Linked DNA regions of Homo sapiens: region 2 is linked to region 1. A link is an interaction called in ENCODE POLR2A ChIA-PET data of the cell type or tissue named here. Cell type or tissue: OCI-LY7. All regions are shown on one strand. Each heading gives the region's core, and the rest is flanking DNA. Links, peaks and the distances in the headings are about the cores only.

The links. ChIA-PET counts read pairs that join two places held together with the same protein. Peaks named below come from ENCODE experiments on the same cell type or tissue, not always from the same donor. Only the 100,000 strongest peaks of a DNase experiment are listed, where the experiment ranks them.
Region 2: POLR2A ChIA-PET joins it to region 1 with 5 read pairs; 1 of 35 experiments calls an interaction of 5 or more read pairs at or near these places.

The regions. Positions count from the first base shown.
Region 1 is chr6:25,142,929-25,153,302 of GRCh38, forward strand. It overlaps the pseudogene CANT1P1. Among named protein-coding and RNA genes, the nearest start is that of CARMIL1, 130 kb to the right of the region's middle. In OCI-LY7, for the core only: no CTCF peak of the experiment used is centred there; a DNase peak (open chromatin) is centred at 4,383; H3K4me3 peaks cover 1,226 bases; H3K27ac peaks cover 1,395 bases.
Region 2 is chr6:25,295,852-25,300,851 of GRCh38, forward strand. All of the region lies in intron 2 of CARMIL1 (capping protein regulator and myosin 1 linker 1), which reads left to right. Among named protein-coding and RNA genes, the nearest start is that of CARMIL1, 19 kb to the left of the region's middle. In OCI-LY7, for the core only: no CTCF peak of the experiment used is centred there; DNase peaks (open chromatin) are centred at 700, 1,888 and 2,780; H3K4me3 peaks cover 1,119 bases; H3K27ac peaks cover 719 bases.

The DNA of each region.
Region 1 (10,374 bases), core at 2,419-7,418:
AGTATTCTGTTCAAGAAAAGGTAAACTCTATGAAGGCCAAGACTACAGTGCCTGTCCCGTGGTAGGTGCTCAGTAAATATCTAGTGAATTAAAGAATATCCTCACACGAACAAAATGTGTACTCCATGGTTAAAAGAAGAAAAATTCACCTACTGTACCCTGTGATACTCAATATCTAAAATCAATCACATAAGCTTCCACTTTAGGAAACTAGAAAAAGGAAAGTAAATTAAATTCAAAGGAAGCAGAAAAAAAGAAATGAAAATTAGAGCAGAAATCAATGGAATTGAAAACAGAAAACTAATAGAGAAATGCAACAAAACCAAATGCTGGTTCTTCGAAAAGATCAAAAAAGTGATAAGCCCACAGCTAGGCTAACTAATATTTTAAAAGAGAGAGAGAGGGAGGATGCAAAAATATTAATATCAGGCTGGGCACAGTGGCTTATGCCTGTAATCCCAGCACTTTGGGAGGCCAAGGCAGAAGCATCACTTGAGCCCAGGAGTTCAAGACCAGTCTGGGCAACAAAGTGAGACCCTGTGTCTAAGGCAGGTGTGGTGGCTCACATCTGTAATGCCAGCACTTTGGGAGGCTGAGGTGGGCGGATTGCTTTGAGCTCAGGAGTTCAAGACCAGCCTGGGCAATACAATGAAACCCCATCTCTACAAAAAATGCAAAACAATTAGCCAGGCATTGGTGGCTTGTACTTGTAGTCCCAGCTGCTTGGGAGGCTGAGACTGGAGAATCACTTGAGCCCAGAAAGCAGAGGTTGCAGTGAGCTGAGATCGTGCCACTGCACTCTAGCCTGGGTGACAGAGCGAGTCCCTCTCTCAAAGGAAAAAAAAAAAACAGACCCTGTGTCTACAAAAACAAAAAATACAATATCAGAAATGAAAGAAGGGACAACACTATGGAACTTATGGACATTAAAAAGATAATAAAGGAATGCTATGAAAAACTCTACGCTCACAAATTTGATAACCTAGGTGAAACAGACCAATCCATTCAAAGACACAATCTGCCAAAACTTGTACAAAAAGAAATAGACTATCTGAGTAGTACTATATATATTAAATAAATTGAATCGGTAACTAAGAACCTTCTAAAACAGAAAGCATCAGGCCCAGAAGGGTGTACTGGTGAATTCTACTATAATTTTAAAGAAGAATTTATACCAATTTTCAAAAGTCTCTTCCAGAAGACAGAAACAGAGGGAATATTTCCTGACTCATTCTATGAGCCCATAACCCTAATACCAAAATCAGACAAAGTTATAACAAGAAAAAAAAACTACAGGCTAATTTCTTTCATGAACATAGATGCAAAAATACTCAACAAAATATTATCAGATATAGCAATGGATAAAAAGAATTATATGCTATGACCAAATGGGATTTATTCCAGGCATGTAAGGCTGGTTCAACATTCAAAAGTCACTAATATAATGTATCAAATCAATAGGCTAAAGAAGAAAAGTCACATGATCACATGCATTTGATAAAATCCAACACTCATTCATGATAAAAACTCTCAGCACACTAGAAATACAGTGAAACTTCTTCAGCTTGATAGAGAACATTTACAGCTGGGCACAGCAGCCCATACCCATTAATCTAAGTGTTTTTGGGGGTCAACACAGAAGGATTACTTGAGGCCAGGAGGTTAAGACCAGCCTGGTCAACATAGCAAAACCCCATTGCTAAAAAATAAAAATAAAAAAGCGCCAGGTGCGGTGGCTTATGCCTGTAATCCCAGCACTTTGGGAGGCTGAGGCAGGTGGATCGCCTGAGGTCAGGAGTTCAAGACCAGCCTGGCCAACATGGTGAAACCCCGTCTCTACTAAAATACAACAATTAGCCAGGCATGGTGGCCTACGCCTGTAATCCCAGCTACTTGGGAGGCTGAAATAGGAGAACTGCTTGAACCCAGGAGGCGGAGGTTGCAGTGAGCTGAGCTCATGGCACTGCACTTCAGCCTGGGTGACAGAGTGAGACTCCATCTCAAAAAAAAAAAAAAAAAATTAGCCAGGCATGGCAGTATGCATCTATAGCCCTAGCTACTTGGTAGGCCAATATGTAAGTATCACTTGAGCCCCCAGTTCAAAGCTGGGGTGACCTATGATCACACCACTGGACTCCAGCCTGGGAGACAGAGCAAGACCCTGTATCTTAAATAAATAAATAAATTAATTAATTAATTAATTAAAACATCTACAAAAAATGAGAAAGTAGAAGCTTTCTTACTAAGATAAGGACAAGGCAAGGATGTCGTCTCTCACCACTGCTTTTCTACATTGCATTGAAAGTTCTAGACAATAAAATAGGGCAAATAAATAAATAAGTGGTATACAAATTGGGAAGAAAGAAGTAAAACTGTTTTTGTTCACAGATAACATGATTGCCTATGTAGAAAATCTGAAATAATCAATTCTTAAATGTGGGCTGCACATAGAGACTTCCTTTCATAGAGACTTCCTTTCAAAGAGTACAGTATGGAAATGATGAAAAAAAGAGTAACTTTAACAGTAAGGAAATGTGACAATCCGTCAATATCAACGGTGATAAATTATGTTAGAATGTAACTTTAATATGATGTGGTCTTCCTCCTGCAAACCCATAATCCCAGTCTAACCATGAGAAAAAAAATCAGATAAATTCCAGTAGAGAGGTAACCTATAAAATACATGGTCTGTACTCCTTGAAACTCAAGGTCATCCAAAACAAGAAAAATCTAAGTAAATATTACAGCCAAGAGAAGCCTAAGGAGACATGATAGCTCCTTAGCTAATGTGATGTGGTATCTTAGATGTAACCCTGAAACAGAAAAAGACATTAGGTAAAAGTAAAGAGACCTGAATAAGCTACTCAGCACATTAAGGCAAGAAAAAAAAAAGTCAAACACATAAGGAGTGGAAAGAAAAAAAATCATTTTTGAAGATACTTAGAACTGACTGTATACATAAACATTCAGAAGAACCCACATATAAATTATAAGACTCTGAGAGTTTAGTACAGCTGTTAGATATATAATCAATAGTTTAAGAAATCAATTTATTCTCACATCAGCAATAAAAAATACAAAAATTGAATTTAAAAATATATCATTTAAGATAGCAGAAAAGGCTGAGGTGGATCACCTGAGGTCAGGAGTTCGAGACCAGCCTGGCCAACATGGTGAAACCCCGTCTCTACAAAAAATACAAGATTAGCCGGGTGTAGTGGCACATGCCTGTAATCCCAGCTGCTCAGGAGGCTGAGGCAGGAGAATTGCTTGAACCCGGGAGGCAGAGATTGCAGTGAGCCGAGATCGTGCCATTGCACTCCAGCCTGGGCAACAAGAGAGAAACTCCATCTCAAAAAATAAATAAATAAATAAAAATTAAAAGATAGCATAAAAAATGAAATATCAAGAAATACATTTAACAAAAGATGATCTCTTTGGAGAAAATTATAAAACTCTATTGAGAGATATTAAGTGTATCTATAAACGAAGAGTTATATTATGTTCATAGATAGGAAGCTCAATATTATGAAGATAATCAATTTACTCCAAATTTATCTGTAGATTTACTATAGTCTCAATAAAACCCCCAGAATTTTTTTTTTTTTTTTACAGCTTAAAAACTTACTCTAAAATTTATTAAGATATGCCAAGGGCCAAAAAGAGAAAAAACATTCTTCAAGAAGAACAAGGTGGGAGATGAGAGAGGATTTGTCCTAGCAAATATCAAGACTTATTGTAAGCTATAATAATTAAGATCATATAGTGTTGGCTCAGTGGTAGATAAAATAATCAAGGGAACAGGATAGAGGCCTGGAAACAAGTCCACATATACACCAACACTTGATAAGTGACACTGTAGATCACTAGGGAAAGGATAAATGTTTCCACTAAACTTGCTGGGGTAACTGGGATCCCATATTGGAAAAATAGATTGGACTCTTTCCTTATTCCATAGATAAAAATCAATTTCAGACAAGTTAAAAGACTTACATTTAAAAGATAAACAATCAAGCTTTTGGAAGGTATTTAGGAGAAATTTTTTATAATCTTGGGACACGGTGGATTTTTTTCAACAAAACACAAAAAGCTCTACCCAAAAGGAAAATTATTGCAATTTTAGATTACACCAAAAGAACATATACACCCCAAAACACAATAAAAGAGTAAAAAGGTAAGACACATAATGAAAATTTGCAACATAAATATGACAAAGGATTTCTATGCAGAATATAGAAGAATGTCTATAAATCAATAAGAAAAAGACAATCTATAAGAAAAATGGGCAAAAAGGTTTGAATAGGTACTTCATAAAATAGAATATCCAAATTGTGACTAACTGTATAAACAGAGCTCAGCCTCACTAGCAATGGGGAAGTGAAAATAAAAACCACAATGAAGTACCACTATACTTACCAGAACAACTAAAATTAAAACAACTGCAAGTACTAAATGTTGATAATAGGAGTATGGAAACTCTCATATGTTACTAATGACAATGTAGTGAGGTTCAATCTCATTGAAAAATAGTGTGGCATTCTACACTAAAACAGAGAATACACATATACTGTCACCTAACAATCCTACTCTTAGCTAAGTCTCAACACTGGAGAAATATGTGCATATGTTCTTCAAGATACATGTACAAGAATGTACATCACAGCATTATTCATATTACATTTGAGTATATTACATTGGAAACAATGCAAATGTTCATCAACAATGAAATGATAAATTATGTATTTATATGTTATGTAAATTATACGCTATAACAGTAAAGTAGCATTCTGTGGAACACAAAAAGACAAATAAACCAATTAAGACTACTTGTAACAACGTGCACCAATGCCCAGAAATAATATTGGATAAAAAGAACAAAACACACACACACAGAGGCAACGTGACTCCATTTAAATAAAGTTCCCTAACAAGAAAACTAAAGTGTATTGTTTCAGAAAATGAGAAAAATATTACAAGAGTCAGGGTACTATATATCTTTAAGGAGAGAGTTTTAATCAGAAAGGAGCACATATGTAGGATGCAATTAAAGCAAGACATGGGGCAAATTTGTAGCTTTAAATGGCTATAATAGAAAAGAAGAACGATCTTAATAATCTTAAGACTTCAACTTCAGATCTAGAAAAGGAAAAGCAAACAAAACCCAAAACAAGTAGAATAAGAAAATAATAACAGGGTAAAAATAAAAGAAGTAGAAAAAACAAAAAAAATAGAAAATCAGTAAAATCAAAAAATGGTTCTTTGAAAAGATCAGCAAAATTGGCAAACCTTCAGGTAGATTGAACAAGATAAAGAGATAAAGCACAGATTACAAAAAAATCCGGAATGAAAGAGGAGATATTACCATTAATCCTACAAATATTAAAAGGACTATAAGTAAATACTATGAATAAATATATGCCAACAAATTAGATAATTTAGGTAATGTGGGCAAATTCCTAGAGCAACACAAATTGCCAAAATGGACTCATAAAGGAATAGAAAACATGAACAAACCTATGACAGGAAAAGAGATCGAATCAGTAATTTAAAGTATTTTCAAAGAAAAACATAGAACCCAGAGGCTTCACTGGTGAATTCTATCAAACATTTAGAGAAAAATTAGTACTGATAGTCCATAAACTTGTCCAGATCAATTGGGATTTATCCTAGGAATGCAGGATTGATTTAATACATGAAAATCAATTATGTAATATACCACATTAAGAGAATAAAAGGTAAAAACCACATAATAGTCTCAAAAGAAATTATAATGCAGAAAAAAATTTTGAAAAAAAATACCCTTTCATGACTAACTCCCACCCCCTCACAACGACACACTTTACAAACTAATAGTAGAAAGTAATTTTCTCAATCTAATTAAGGGAACCCATGAAAAACCCAAAACTAACATTATACTCAATAGCAAAAGACTGGATACTTTTTCCCTAAAATCAAGAAGAAGATAAGGATATCTGCTCTCACCACTTCCATTCAACATTTTACTGAAGGTTCTAGACAGGAAAATTAGGCAAAATAAAGCCATCAAGTTGGAAAGGAAGAGTAAAGGTATTTGCAGACAACATGATCTTGTATATATAAAATCCTAAAACATTTACTAAAAAATTTCCAGAGCTAATAGACAAGTTAGGCAAAATGTCAGATACAAGATGAATATACAAAAATCAATTGCATTTCTACATGTTAGCAATGAACAACTCAAAAAAGAGATTAAGAAAAAAATTCATTCAGAATGTAATTAAGAACAATAAACACTTTGGAATAAGTATAACAAAAGAAGTACAAAACTTGTACACTGCAAACTACAGAATATTTTTAAAATTAAACATCTAAATAAAGAGGAAGATACTCCATGTTCATAGATCAGAAGGTTAGATGGCAGTACTCCCCAAATTTTTCTACAGAGTTAATGCAATTCCTTTCTAAATCCCAGAAACTCACAAGCTGATCCGAAAATTCGTAAGAACACACAAAGGACTCTGATTAAAATAATCTTGAACAAAGTTGGAGAACTCATACTTCTCCATTTCAAAACTTACAACAATATTACACTAATCAAGATAGTGTAGTACTGGCATGAAGGTAAACATAGAATTGAGAGTCCAGAAATAAGCTCGTGTGTGTGGTCAATTGATTTTCAAGAAAGTGTCAAGACCATTCAATGGGGTGAAGAATAATCCTGTATTCAACAAATGGTGCTGGGCCAACTGAATAGCCACATGCAAAAGCATAATTTGTACCCCTACCCCACACCACATACAAAAATTAAGTCAAAATGAATCATAGACCTAAATATAATAGCTAAAACTATAACACTTTTAGAGGAAAACTGTAGGGAGTGAGTTCCAGAATTTCTGGACTGATCGAAGAAAAAGATATGATGAGCTGGCAGCAACATGCACAAGCTTTAGCAGGGTGCTGCTTTAGCAAGTAAGCAGGAGGAATGAGTCCTTCACATCTTGAAACTATCCGGAGTCTTGGAGGGACCACCATTCAGAAGGGGAGGAGAGCAAGGAAACTTCTAGGAAAGGGGATAAGTCAGAGGCACAGCAGGGAGTCTCAGGGTTAGTGAACTCAAAGGACAGCAGCAGCCTGGCAACTTTATAACACTGGGGCTTATCTTATCTATGGATAATAAATATTGCCAATTTCATGGAGTATGCAGATCAGGCCCTAAATGGCTAAAAATATGCTTATTTGGGCTATGTTTAAAACAATTGTGTGTGTACAATTTTAAGTCTGGTGCTGGCAGCCTTTGAGCCAATGGATCTCAGTCTGCTGTGAAGAAATAAACAACTTAAGAGCCAACACATAGAGAACATCTTTGAGTCATTTGTGAGGTTGGTGCAAAAGTAATCGCAGTTTTTGCCATTACTTTTCAAGATAAAAACCATGATTACTTTTGCACCAACCTATACTTTAGAAATATAGGAATATATCTATGTGACTTTGGGTCAGGCAATGATTTTGTAGATACAACACCAAAAGCACAGGCAAAAGAAGAAAAGAAATGAGAAATTTGACTTTATCAAAATTAAAAACATTTGCATTTCAAATGACACCATCAAGAAAATGAAAATAACCCAAAAGCTGCGAGAAAATATTTGCAAATTATATATCTGTAAGAACCTTGTATCAAGAATATACAAAAAACTTTAAAACTCAATAATAAGAAAACAACCCAACTAAAAATAATCAAAGGGGAGCCAGGCATGGTTGTGCACATCTGTAGCCCTAGCTACTCAGGAGGCTGAGGGAGGAGGATCACTTGAACCCAGGAGTTTGAGAGCAGCCTGGGCAACATAGCAAGACTCCCATCTTTAAATAAATAAAATAAAACAAACGATTTGAATAGACACTTCTCCAAAGAAGATATATAAATGGTCAGTAATGCGCATGAATAGAAGTTAACCATCCTTAGTCATGATAGAAACTCAAACCAAACTACAGTGAGATGGTACTTCACATCCATTAGGATAGGTATAAGAAAAAATGAAGGTAATATCAAGTGTTGCTGAGGTTGCAGAGAAACAGGAACCAACAAACACTGTTGTTGATAAACTTTGGAAAGGTTTGGCAGATTCTCAACATGTTAGAGTTTCTGTTGATCCAGCAATTCTACTCCTCGGTCTCCACCCAAAGAACTGAAAGCATATGTCCACACACACACACAAACCTGTATATAAATGTTCACTTTGCTACTACTCATAGCAGCCCGAAAGTACAAACAACCTAAATGTCTATCAATTAGTGGATAAATGTATACATCCATATATTGAAATACTATTTGGCAATAAAAAGGAATAAATTACAATACATGCTACAACATAGATGCATCTCAAAAAATTCTGCTAAATGAAAGCAGTCAGACCCAAAGACCGCATATGATATAATTCCATTTGTATGATATGTCCAGAATAGGCAAATTCACAGAGACAGTAGACCAGTGGTTATCAGAGACAATGGTGGGGGTGTAGACAGAAAATGGGGACTGACTGATCAAGGGCACATGGTTTCTTCATGAGGTGATGGAAAAATTCTAAAATTAGATTGTGAAGATGGTTGCACAACTCCATTAAGTATACTAAAGACCATTGAATGGTACACTTAAATCAGGTGAATTTTATGGTATTTAAATCATATTATCTATAAAGCTATTTTAAAAAGAAAGAAAGAAAGCAGCATATGAGAGATTTCTGGGGTGCTCACAGGTAATATTACATTTTCTTTTTTTTTTTAACCTAGGTTAAACTGGTGTTCATTTTCTAAGTGTTCTTCATTTATGGTTTTTGAGCTGTTCTGTATGTTATATTCCACAATAAAAACAATGAGGAAACTGCTGTTTCAAATATGCCTTTTCAAAGTATACTCACTCCTCACTTATTCTGATGTACAATTGTAAGTAAAGTTTGACCTCTCAAGAGAGAGCAGCCCACTCCTGCAACAAGCTATAACCAAGTATAATCAAGCTATAATCTGCTATAATTAAGGAAGGTCCTACTGCAAACAGGTTTGGCTTTCAAGTCAGCCAAACTGCCTGGATGGAGTGTCTTCCAGTGACAAGTTCTGGAAGTTTTGAGTTATATTTTAATAAGAGAAGTGCTTCCTGTACACTATGCATGAGTAATAATGATGATTGTAATAATTAGATTACACTTAAAGGGCAAAATACTAAAGAAAAAGTCATTGCAAATTTCATATTTTTCATTCTCATTCACTTGTTAAAACATCTTCTTTGGAAATAATCGTAGACTCACAGAAATTTGCAAAAATAGTCCAGAGTCCCCTGTACCCTTCAGTTAGCTTCCCCAATAGTGATCTCTTATGTAACTGTATTACTGTATTACAATATCAAAACCGGGAAATTGACATTGGTACAATACTGTTAACTAGAGCACAGACTTTATTCTCATGTCACCAGTTTTCACAGGCATCTATTTGTGTGTGTGTGTGCGTGTGTGTATACAGTTCTATGAAATTTTATTCTATGCTTTAATTTGTGTAGCCATCACTACTCTCACATAACTCAGGCCAGGCGAGCTTACTAAGGGTGGAAGTCGGACTCCCTGCTCCACTGGGTCCCGCCTGCCCTTCAGTCTCATGCCTGCCCAGCCCTCTGACCACCTGGAATGGAATGAGTCTGTGCGCTCTCTCCAGATAAGCGTGCGGGGCCTTCCTGTGCTTGCGCCCATGACCAAGGCCATGGACAATGACACTTACCCCCTGGTTGCCTTCCAGAGGACGCCAGGTAGGATTCAATACCCAGTCGCAGTCATTGCTGACCTGGGCACAGGGTCAAGGGCCCAAGAAGAAAACACCTGGTTCAGTTACCTGAAAAGGGGATACCCAACCCTATCAGACAGCAGGGACAGGGTGGTGGTGAAATGAAACAAAGACCACTGCATTCTAGAGTCCCACCTGGCGGAAAGTGGAGAGGGGCATGGAGCTCTCGGATCTGAACGTCTCTGGTGGGAAACTACTCTATGGACCAAGTGAGAGGGGTGACCTATCAGATAGATGGCAGCAAGGCCGTGTCTCGGGTAATTCTCTCCGAAGGCGATGGGGCAGTGGAGAAGGGGTTCATGGCAGTGGAGGGCCAGCGTCTGTAGGGGGGCAGCCTGGGCAAGGAGGGGACATAGTGACTGAGAACGTGGAATGGGTGAGAGTGGCAGGCCACAAGGGCAGCGTGGACCACAAGAACTGGGTGTGCAGCTGCAATGCTCCCAGGGCCGCCACGGAAATCCGACCGCCAGGCTGCCTCACACCCCTAGTCCGCCTGCTGGAAAGTGCTGCAGCGCCGGTCCTGCCCCCAGCGGTGCAGCGAGGACTCCTGAGCACCACCCAGGACTTCGGTTA
Region 2 (5,000 bases), core at 1-5,000, 150 kb after region 1:
GCTGAATCCTAGGTAGGTGTGAGCCTGTATTATATGATTCAGATCTTTGCCCTTGTCGTGGGACTTTCTTACCTTGGGCCTTTGAATGCTCTCATAAATGGTAGTTGAGTAGATTCACAAATGATAAGGCACATGGCACTTTCATTAGATGAAATGTAATTAACAAGAACCATAAGCTAATATGCATGTAGAACTAGTCCAATGTCTTAGAAGATAATTTAGTATCATAATGAAAGGAGACATTGTTTTTCTTCCCAGACAGTTCTGAAGGCAGTTGATTTTATCTGTATAGCCAACAACAATTTCTTAAGTCTCATGGTCCTTCCCCACTCCACTAGAAGCTGCAGAGTAGTCCTTCTCATTCTCATTTACTGTCCCAATTTCCTGACCCTTTCACTATCTCCCTGTCCTGGGAGAGGGGTGTCCAGGTGATGAGGACCTATGGCCTCTTTTCTGCCATGAGGAGCTCCTTGTGGAGCCCTGTCCTCCTTGCTGAGGCCCTCAAGAGTGCAGCCTGCTTTTCTGTGTCCTTTCAAAGCTACCATTGTGTACTATGTTGCTTGTGGCTGTCTTTTCTTTCAAGCCTGGCAGATAGGATGATATTCCTCAGGGACCTCCTTATTTGCTGTCTCAGAAAACAAGCACAGAGGACTTTCTTAGTTACCCTGTAGAACAGACAAAGAAAATCAAGACGCCCAGATGCGGGGAAGTGACTGAGAACCTTGCAAGGTTCTTTTAAGGCAATCTCTCTGCTCTTTGATGCCTAACCTTATGGGGCACAGCCACACTCACTTGCAGAATCTGAGCTAAGGTGTGGCCAGGAGAAGTCCAGGCCAGTGAATGTTATCAGTGGTCATTTCTTGGTTTCCTGAATCCATCTGTCTTAAATCAGCTGTCACTAGCAACCAAAAAAAGATCTTATCATCTGTCATAGGCATGACCTGAAGAGAAGCAGCTGTGCTTTGTTTTTTGCTAAGTCTTGGGCAGTTCAGTTTGGCACTTAGAGTATTCCAGCTCCTTTTCTTATAAGAATATCTATCTTTATCTATCTATCTATCTATCTATCTATCTATCTATCTATCTTTAACTAACTAACTAACTAACTAACTAACTAAAGCATTTTAAAACGTGGCATCTCGCTTTGTTGCTCAGGCTGGTCTCCAACTGTTGGACTCAAGCACTCCTCCTATCTTGGCCTCCTGAGTGTCTGAGACTACAGGCACAGGCCACCATGCCCAGCCTCAGCTCCTTTTCTTTTAAATCTCTTGGTCCAATTTATATTCTTTGCCAGCATCCTTGGGACAGCACAAATGTTGAAGTTTGGGGAAACATTTTGTACAACTTTGTTCACTGAATCACAGTCACTGCTTGTGCTGTTGATAATCAAAACTAGGCTGCACAGAGTGACGTAGTCACATATTTGGCTTGGGTGTACAGATGTTTCCCTTCAAGCATCTTGGATGTCTTGCTCCTTATCAGAATTTTATCTCCCCCAAATTCATTGTTTGTGAATTAACTGTAAAGTTCTGGGAGCGATTTCCTTTTCAACAGTTTGCCTTTCTAGAAAAAAACTTTTGGAGTTTAAATAGCACTTAACCCTCTATCATTTTACTCTCTCTGAAGTGGTCTCTGTGGAGAACATGTTGGGTCTTCTCTGTTCAATATCTCTCTCTCTCTTTCTTGGCAAAGCCTGGATGCGAGAAGTTGGTCCAATCTTTCCTGTCCAGGGTTGCTTGTTAATACAGCATCTGGAGCAAAGGAAAGGCTATTAGCACCTTGTCACTTGGAGTTTCTTAAGCATTGTTCCATTTATGTGTTCTTTCTGCAGAGATTTAATGAAAGTGGCATCTGTCTTTACACCTGACATATGCAGGTTGTCCGCAGAACTGAACAAGTGGTGTCAGCAACACTGTATATGCAGGAAGGCTTCATGCTCACGTCGTTTTTTCTGTGTTCTCTGGGAGTAGCCAACTTCTTTATTCATCAGAGTAGGGCTTTACATTTTAATATTCTAGAGAGAGATGCTTGTGGTGATATATTTAGCCTTAAATTCAGGAATGGCTTCTTTTTTCAATGTCTTTACATTTTACGCCTCCCATTTTCTGTGTTAATAGGTAAGTGTGCCTACATTTAAATTCTGAAATGGCATTTGCTAACATTTAATCTTGGCCAAGTTATTTAACTTCTCTGTGCCTTACTTTCTTCATCTGTAAAATGGGTGTAATAACAAAAAACTACATTGTAGCTTTGTTTTGAAAATTAAGTGGGATATTACATATAAAATATTTCATAATAGTGCCTGGCACATAGTAAGTCATGAGTAAGTCTTAGCTGTTATTGTTAGGGGTAGTGTCGTGATAATGCTAAATGCTTTGATTAAAAGAATCTAATTGTATATTTGAGTCACAGATTATTCAGATATATTTTATATAAATATTTCAAAAGAAATACCTCAACTTTGCATGTCTTCCTGGCCCTGTACAAGGTACATGTTGTTATGTTTTCTCTGCTCAGAGCTATTTTAAGCCAGTACAGACTGTCTACAGAAATGGGTTTAGAATGTTTTTTCACTCTGCTGTTCTTAAAGAGGGTACACTGCTTTTGAGAAATCTTTTTTAAAGAAAGGGTTCAAGTTCAGTGTTGAGAAATTTGTCTCTGAGGACAACGCTGTGCATTTCCAATACGTATCTGTTTTTCATCTTGCTTTCATTGCAGATCTGCATGTATTTAGATATATGCTCAAGTCCCTCTTTCACTTCCCAGTTACTTAGAGTGAAAAAAAGAAAACATCAGTAGTTGGTGCCTGTTCATTCACTTAGGGCTTTCTTGGTCCTTTCAGGGCACTGCTGTCTGTTGCTGTTGCCTCACTCAGTTTGCTTCCTCTTGGATTTCAGTTATGATTGCTTTTTTTTTTTTTTTTGAGACGGAGTTTTGCTCTTGTTGCCTGGGCTGGAGTGCAATGGCGCGATCTCGGCTCACCGCAACCTCCGCCTCCTGGGTTCAAGCGATTCTCCTGCTTCAAATTCCCGAGTAGCTAGTATTACAGGTGTGTGCCACCATGCCCAGCTTATTTTGTATTTTTAGTGGAGACAGGGTTTCTCCATGTTTCAGGGTGGTCTCGAACTCCTGACCTCAGGTGATCTGCCCGCCTCAGCCTCCCAAAGTGCTGGGATTACAGGTGTGAGCCACTGCGCTTGGCCGATTGCTTTTATTTTATAGCCGGTCCTTGATCGGGGGTGCAGGGTGCATTATCTGAGTTCATTGGTGTGTGTGGCTCTGTGTCTCCATAGTCAGAAGGATTCCTGGGCATGCTGGATTCTTTTTTTTTTTTTTTTTTGGGAAAGAGTCTCACTCTGTTGTCCAGGCTGGAGTGCAGTGGTGCAATCTTAGCTCACTGCAACTTCTGCCTCCCGGGCTCAAGGGATTCTCCTGCCTCAGCCTCCTGAATAGCTGGGATTACAGGTGCCTGCCACCATACCCAGCTAATTTTTTGTATTTTTAGTAGAGACGGGGTTTTACCATGTTGGCCAGGCTGGTCTCAAAGTCCTGACCTCAGGTGATCTGCCCGCCTCGGCCTCCCAAAGTGCTGGGATTACAGGCCTAAGTCACAGCACCCGGCCCATGCTGGGTTCTTAATCTCCAGGCTGTGCTGGACTCTCACCTTCTAACCAACCTTGAGGTATTTCAGTCCCAGCACTATTGACATTTTGGTCAAAACAATTGTTGTGGGGGCTGTCCTGTGCATGATAGGATGTTTACCAGCATCTGTGGCCCCTCCCCACTAGATCCTGGCACCATCACCCACTCTTCCCACAGTTGGGATAATTAAAAATGTCTCCAGAGGCTGGGCACGGTGGCTCATGCCTGTAATTCCAGCACTTTGGGAGGCCGAGGCGAGCGGATCACCTGAGGTCAGGAGTTTTTGAGACCAGCCTGGCCAACATGGCGAAAACCCATCTCTACTAAAAATAGAAAAATTAGCTGGGTGTGGTGGCGGGTGCCTGTAATCCTAGCTACTTGGGAGGCTGAGGCATGAGAATTGCTTGAAACTGGGAGGTAGAGGTTGCAGTGAGCTGAGATTGTGCCACTGCACTCCAGCCTGGGGCGACAGAGTGAGACTCCACCTCAAAAAAAAAAAAAAAAAAGTTTCCAAACATTGTCACATGTCCTTTGGATTGTAGAATTGGCCCCCCCACTGAGAATCATTGGTTTAGATCAGTGGGTTTCAAATGTCAGAGAGCAGGTGTGTATTTTATCATATTTAGCTTCTAGAGTTATGTCTAAGTCTCGAAATTTACAGTTTTATGATATAGCCATTGTTGATTTATCTAAAAGTCTATATGCATTTAAAATGCTTATTTTTGAAATATTTAGATAACCAAATCTGTATGTAACAAAAATAACAAATCCCACCACATAGCAATTTGTCTTGTTTTAAGATACCTAAAAGATCAGACCAGTGGTTCTCAATATTTGGTCCTGAGAAACAGCAACATTAACATCACCTGATAACTTATCAAAAATGCAAAAGCAGGCCAAGCGTGGTGGCTCATGCCTGTAATCCCAGCAGTTTGGAAGGCCAAGGAGGGAGGATCACTTGAGGCCAGGAGTTCGAGACCAGCCTGGCCAACATGGCAAACTCCTGTCTCTGCTAAAATATGGAGGCACACACTTGTAATCCCAGCTATTTGGGAGGCTAAGGCATGAGAGTCACTTGAACTCGGGAGGTAGAGGTTGCAGTGGGCTGAGATCGTGCTACTGCACTCCAGCCTGGGTGACAGAGTGAAACTTTTCCTCAAAACCAAACAAAACAAAAAAGCAAAATCAAAGCATAGGAGACCTATCTAGACCTACTAAATCAGAAACTCTGGCAGTGGAGCCCTGCGATCTGTTTTAACAAGCCCTTCAGGTCATTTTGATGCACACTGAAGTTTGAGAAACACTTGGTTAGTTACTTAGGTAACTAGGTAACTAAGTATATTACTAAGTTACTTAGATAA